Regions from separate parts of the Mus musculus genome. Here region 2 is linked to region 1. The links are chromatin loops, found by intact Hi-C in ENCODE. Cell type or tissue: left cerebral cortex. All regions are shown on one strand. Each heading gives the region's core, and the rest is flanking DNA. Links, peaks and the distances in the headings are about the cores only. Region 1 has its middle 530 kb from the start of Gm26629. Region 2 has its middle 1.1 Mb from the start of Gm26629.

What was found. Peaks named below come from ENCODE experiments on the same cell type or tissue, not always from the same donor. Only the 100,000 strongest peaks of a DNase experiment are listed, where the experiment ranks them.
Region 2: it touches region 1 in a loop (4-fold over the local background); 3 of 42 quality-filtered maps call a loop at or near these places.

The regions. Positions count from the first base shown.
Region 1 is chr19:50,144,623-50,147,544 of GRCm38, forward strand. It overlaps a transcript of Sorcs1 not described here. Among named protein-coding and RNA genes, the nearest start is that of Gm26629, 530 kb to the right of the region's middle. In left cerebral cortex, for the core only: a CTCF peak has its summit at 1,501 (motif pointing left); a DNase peak (open chromatin) is centred at 1,489.
Region 2 is chr19:49,538,355-49,541,276 of GRCm38, forward strand. No RefSeq gene overlaps it. Among named protein-coding and RNA genes, the nearest start is that of Gm26629, 1.1 Mb to the right of the region's middle. In left cerebral cortex, for the core only: CTCF peaks have their summits at 1,312 (motif pointing right) and 1,855 (motif pointing left); DNase peaks (open chromatin) are centred at 1,321 and 1,882; H3K4me3 peaks cover 362 bases.

The sequences.
Region 1 (2,922 bases), core at 103-2,602:
CTGCTTATGAGGTTGCTTCCTTAAATAACTAAGGCAACAGGTGATCCTCCTGCCTCAGAGGGTTGGGATTAGAAGTAGAGTGCCAAAACTACATGAAATTACTTTTAAACTACCAACTGTATTGTCTATGGTGCTATTTATTTTGTGTAAAAAAAAATAAAAACAAAAATAATCTGTCCTACAGTTTATTGGGGTTATTACCTGTTAATTAGGGTTTATTCTTGCTATATTTTCCAATTTTTTTTGAACTCACATGCTTCTTAATAAAACCAACTGGTTTTTTTTTCCTCTATGGAACTCTTTGGGGGAACTCTTGAGCCCACAAAGTCAATTTTCCCATGCAATAGACTGTTCCTATATTTTAAATTTTGAATTGTTTTGGTTTTCTGGGTGGTCCTAAGATTAACTTTGGAAACTGGGGCAATGCACTTGTCACTGCAACAGACCTTCTAGTGTTCTGCCTTTCAGCTCCAAGAGAAGCATTCCTGGGACTTAGAGACATTTTTGCTTCTGAAGACAAACTCACCTCCCCCTTATTTCTGCCTCTGTCACTCTGATGCCCATTATGGTTTATTTTTATATTTCAGTGTCTTGAAACTATCTTATATGTAAAATAGCAATATATGTGGTAATGACACATAACTTCTTTAATATCCCCATTAGCGTGTATACTCTATGGAGGCAGCTATACAATATCTGTCTTATTGGCAACTGTGGTATCCCTGGCTATAGCCATGTCTGCACATATAGATCAATTCATATGTACACTCTGTAACCCATAGATTCCTAGCAAGGTATGCAACATTTATAATAGTCAGCCACTCCATTGCAGTTTTTTTATGTGGAATTATTTTGGGATTCTCTTATGCAAACAGCACCCAAACATTTAGTTTCCTTTAAATATTGATTTAAAAGAACTGTGGTGTGTGCACGCACACACATGCAATTGCATGCGTACTTGTGAACATGTGGAGCTCAGAGTAGTACTCGTGGGAGTCAGTTCACTTCTGCCACCTTGTGGGATCAGTGGATTGAACTCAGGTCGTGGCCAGGCTATGCAACACACACATCTACCCTCTAAAGTTGCCATGCCAGTTTCAAATATGAACTTTTCAAACACTCATTTCTACTATTTCCTTAGGAAAGAAGCAAACAAATTACTGATAATTCAGAAACCAAATTTAGGGCTTTGGTTTTTATTCCACTTTCTAGCTTGCTTCTTGTCTTCCTTTTTTTCTAAACAGCAATTATTTTACTTAAATTCATGTCTAAGAATAGCTCGTTGAACACAGCAGCTTGAGAGCTAGCCCAGAAGAAGGGCAGGGAGGTGTTGATTCTTGACAAACAGCAATTGGACACGTAATTAGAGGTGCTGGCTGGGTTAGCCTTGCCCCGTGAAGCCACCTCAGAGATCAGTACTAAATAAAATGGACTTGCTGATAATGCTAAGCTAAAAATTAAGGGTTGAGTTTCATCAAACATTTATCTAGTGCCCCCTAATGGCAACGTCCAGTGCTAGATGCTGGAGGAATGTAAAGAACAAGCTGAAATAGAGGTCTTTGCTTAAATGTGCACAGTGGGAAGAAAGGTATAACAGGATCTGTTTACACAAACATGATATCCACAGCCTAAATATGTTAGCATGACAAACAAGCCAGAGAAGGGCATGGACATTTAACCTGTGTTGGGGCCAGGGGAGCTTTCTCCACTTAATGTAGGCTGAGCTTAGCAGGGGTGTTGTGCCACTTACTAGTTTGTTCTTTCAAACTCATTTCTAATGCTCCCCTTTTCTAATCCCTGTCTCATCAATGCTGTCTCAAGGGCTCCCCACAAGGAGAGGAGTGAGGAAAAGAGCCATTTCTTCCAGTCTCTTCTGCCTGGACAGCCTCAGAGGCCTTAGTTTTGCTTCTTCCATGGCTCAAACTCTAGCCAAACCTAAGTGCTGTGAATGCAGCTTCAATCCAGGTGTCCTGGCCCAAGGATTTTGGTGATGCCTGTGTCCCTCCAGCTTTGGAAAATTGCAGGCTTCCACTGGAGGTTTGTCTGCTCTTTGCTGCCTTATTTCCTCTCCTGTTACTCAAGCAACAAATCCCCCGTGACTAATCACTTCCGTGTAAATTACCTAGAGACATTTTCTGCTTTTTGATTTCACCCTGACTGACATGAGAGACAGACCATCCCTAAGGAGACAGAACAGCACAGTTTGTGGCCTGTAAAGAAAAGAGGAGGCAGAGTACTTAATTTAGGAGGTTAAAGGCAGGCTAAAAATAGTCAAGGCTCCTATGCATTCTGAAACTGGGCTAATTAGCACCGCCATTCTAACCCTGCTAAAAGGCAAAGGATGGTTTAGTGTTTGTAGACCAAATATAAGGAACAACATGTATCCAGTGAGATTTCAATTATGTAGGCAAGCCAAGTGCCTGGAAATTTTGGATCTCGTCTGAGTTTCTTTCTTCCACGAATTTCCAACCAACTATTGACCCTTTTGGGAATCACCTGCCCACTGTGAATGACAAAGCTGGAAGAGGTAAGTTTCCCCTCTCCTTATATGGAGGAAGCCACTGCAGATTGTGGATGGTGAGGTAATTAGCCCAAGGTCACACATCTGGCACTGCCAGATGTGGAAGCCCCTTCTCCAGTTCCAAATGCAAAGCCCTTTTCATCCAACCCTAGGAGCCCTTAGCATGCCCCAGGTTCTGTCCTTTGGTAATTCCAAGGTTTTGAATTGCCTTGTTCCTTATTAATAGTGTGAAAATTCAAACTAATAACAACAAACCTGTCACTCATTCCAAAGTAACCATTTTGGCATGAGTTTTAAGTACAACACCGTTCTTTCATAACGGGACAGACATCATACAGTTAACTGGAATGTAAATAGAACTCAGGGAGAAGAGGAGTTTGTGAGTGAAACACAGGAGAGCA
Region 2 (2,922 bases), core at 263-2,762, 610 kb before region 1:
TACATGCAAGGGACTGAAGATGATTCAAAGTCACTTCTGCTTGATCCTCAGATCTATTATCTGTTCATCATCTCCATCATCTCCTGAGCTGCATATTCTCCCCTCAAAATATTTATAAAATAGAACATTTCTGAATGAAAATTATATTACCACGATTCTACTAGCTCCTGCCAAAGCACTTTGCATATTGAAGCTCACAGAAAAAGCTGATGGAAAACAAAACACAACCAGTAGTGTTTCTCCTCCCTGGGGTCCACCCAGGAACTGTTCCAACAGAAGCTTTGAGGACTTGGAGGAATTCTGATTGAAGCAGCAATTTTAAGACACACTAGAATTTGAAGTCTGCTCTTCAAGATCCCCCTTCACAAAACCACACGTTTGCAATCCCTGTACTTGAGAATTTGAGGTAGGACGATCATAAATCAAAGGTCATTTTCAGACATACAGCAAGTTTGAGGCCAAGCTATCTTATATAACAAAACAAGAGAAGAAAAATACCTTGCCTGTATTAAACGCCAGCCTTAATCGCAAAGCCCCATTATTTTTCTGTACTATGGCTTTTGAATTTATATGATCTTACTGGATTTTCTAAGATGTATTTATTACTAAATCTTCACATTAAAATTGAAATAAACTTTTTTAAGCAATAGGCTAACGTCACTTAATGAGGCATTTTAATTATTTTTGTTATGTGACTGGAAACTCAACTCCATATCATTGTGATCCCTTTGCCAGCCATAGGAAAAAAATGCTCAGCAGAAAAAAAATGTATGCAAAAGTTAAAGTCTTGCCGGGTGTGGTGGTGCCTGCTTTTAATCCCAGCACTCGGGAGGCAGAGGCAGGCAGATTTCTGAGTTCCAGGACAGCCTGGTCTACAAAGTGAGGTCCAGGACAGCCAGAGCTATACAGAGAAACCTTGTCAAAGAAAAAAAAAAAAGTTAAAGTCTTGTATGGAACATATTTCTTAGCATATTTTTGTTCTTATCATATTATTATCTCTGGAGCTTAATTGTTCCAATCATAAGGGAGTTGTTCGCAACGAAATATATTTTGAATCTCAAATGTCATTTATTTAAATATTTACTTACATCAAACACTGTATCCCTCCTGGTCCCCCCCTCACAGAGCCGGTCCCTACATCCCCCATCCCCATCTCCTCTGACGGGGTGGGTACCCCCCTGTGTTTCCCCACCCTGATGCATCATTCTCTGCCAGGGTAGGCACAATCCTCTCCCAATGAGTTTTTTTCACTCCATTGGGAATGGCAACTTTATTTATGTATGGTATCCTCCAGTTGGCCAGCAGAGGGAGTGAGGAGTACTTTGTAAAAAGCATCTTTCCTTTTAGCCGGGCCAGGTCAATGTCGCACAGATTAGCTTCGTTTAGAATCAGTGATTCTCCTCCCAACTGTGTGATGAAGAAGGCATTGCATCTCCTCTTTCTTCCAATTTTATGGACCAGTGTCTCCTCTGTACAGAACCTATTGGAAAGAGCAGTTCGCCATGAACTGTTCACGGCTTTCAAATCAGATTCATCAGTTCACAGTTTATCAATAATTTATTCACACATTCACACGTCCCTTCATTTGTTCACACAGATGGGTATTTAGCAAAGGCTTATGAGCCTGTAACTGTGCAATTAGAAATGAATCACGTTTGCAGGAGTGTGCAGGAAGATTAAGAAAAATAATAAAAGACTACAGAAATTCAAGGGGTTTGATATATCTTTTAGATGCCAGTTTGAAGTCAGCACCAGAATGATGCTAACAAGCCATTTAATTATCTGACTTCTCATTAGTGATAATTCATTAACAAGCCAATATTGTAGATGTCTGTTAATCACCTTCTGGATATGGCTCCCTCTGGAGGACCGTGAAATGAGCGCCTCAATCTATCAGAACAGCTTTCGATCCTTTCCCTTGCATTAGCTAAACAGCAAAGTGAGTTGACATAGCCACATTTGATCCTTGCAGTGGTCCTGCATGGAAATTTTACCTGGGTGAGTCTTCCACTAACTCTATAGAATAGGGAAGTTCGGGAGCTGGGAGCTGCTGAGTAAACGGAATTAGAATATACGTTCCTGATTTCTAATACAGTCTTTCAAGTACATTCCCACAAAGTCATGAACTAGAAACTTACTCCTAAAACTCATATTGATGGCACCTGGAGGTGGGGCCTCTGGGAGGTACTTAGAGTTAAATGAGGTATAGAACCTCTATGATAAGATTAGTGGTGTTATATAAGTCAAAGAGAAACTAGAACAAGGTCATCTCATTCTATCCTTACTGATGTCCTCTCTCATAGCATCTGAAAAGGGTTTGGAGCCTGAAAATTCGACAAAGGACTTCTTAGCTCTCAAAACTGTGAGAAACCTGTTTATTTTCTTTATAAATAAGACAGCCTGTGAGATTCTATTATAGTAGGAAAACGTAGACTGAGTCACCCAGCTCTTATCTATTAAGAGAGCCTTCCAATACTTAAAAATCATTTTTTTCTTATTCAATCTGATAGAGAGACTGATACCCTTGTCTCATTTAGTGTAGTTACAAACTTATTTTGCTTCCACAAGTACAGGGTATCTAGTATCTGGCTTGAAATTAACAGTGTTTAAAATGGAATATAAAAAGGTACTCACTCTATGATTTCAGGAATTAGACATATTCTGCTATGTTCAACCTTTCCTGATCAGTGTCATGTGACCCTGTAATGTGTAGAGCTGAAGATCTTTTCTGTAGTATGGTTGACATTCCCATATGTAGCCATGTTTACACTGCTTCTGTGGTGCAGTTTACTCAAAGACACCATAATACTCATTTCTGAAGCTCTTCTTTAAGCAGGGCAAGGAAATGGTTTCTGTGCCCTATACTTAATCTCTGAAGACTCTAGCTGTGAGGAGTGAACGACAATGGATGAGGTAGAGCCA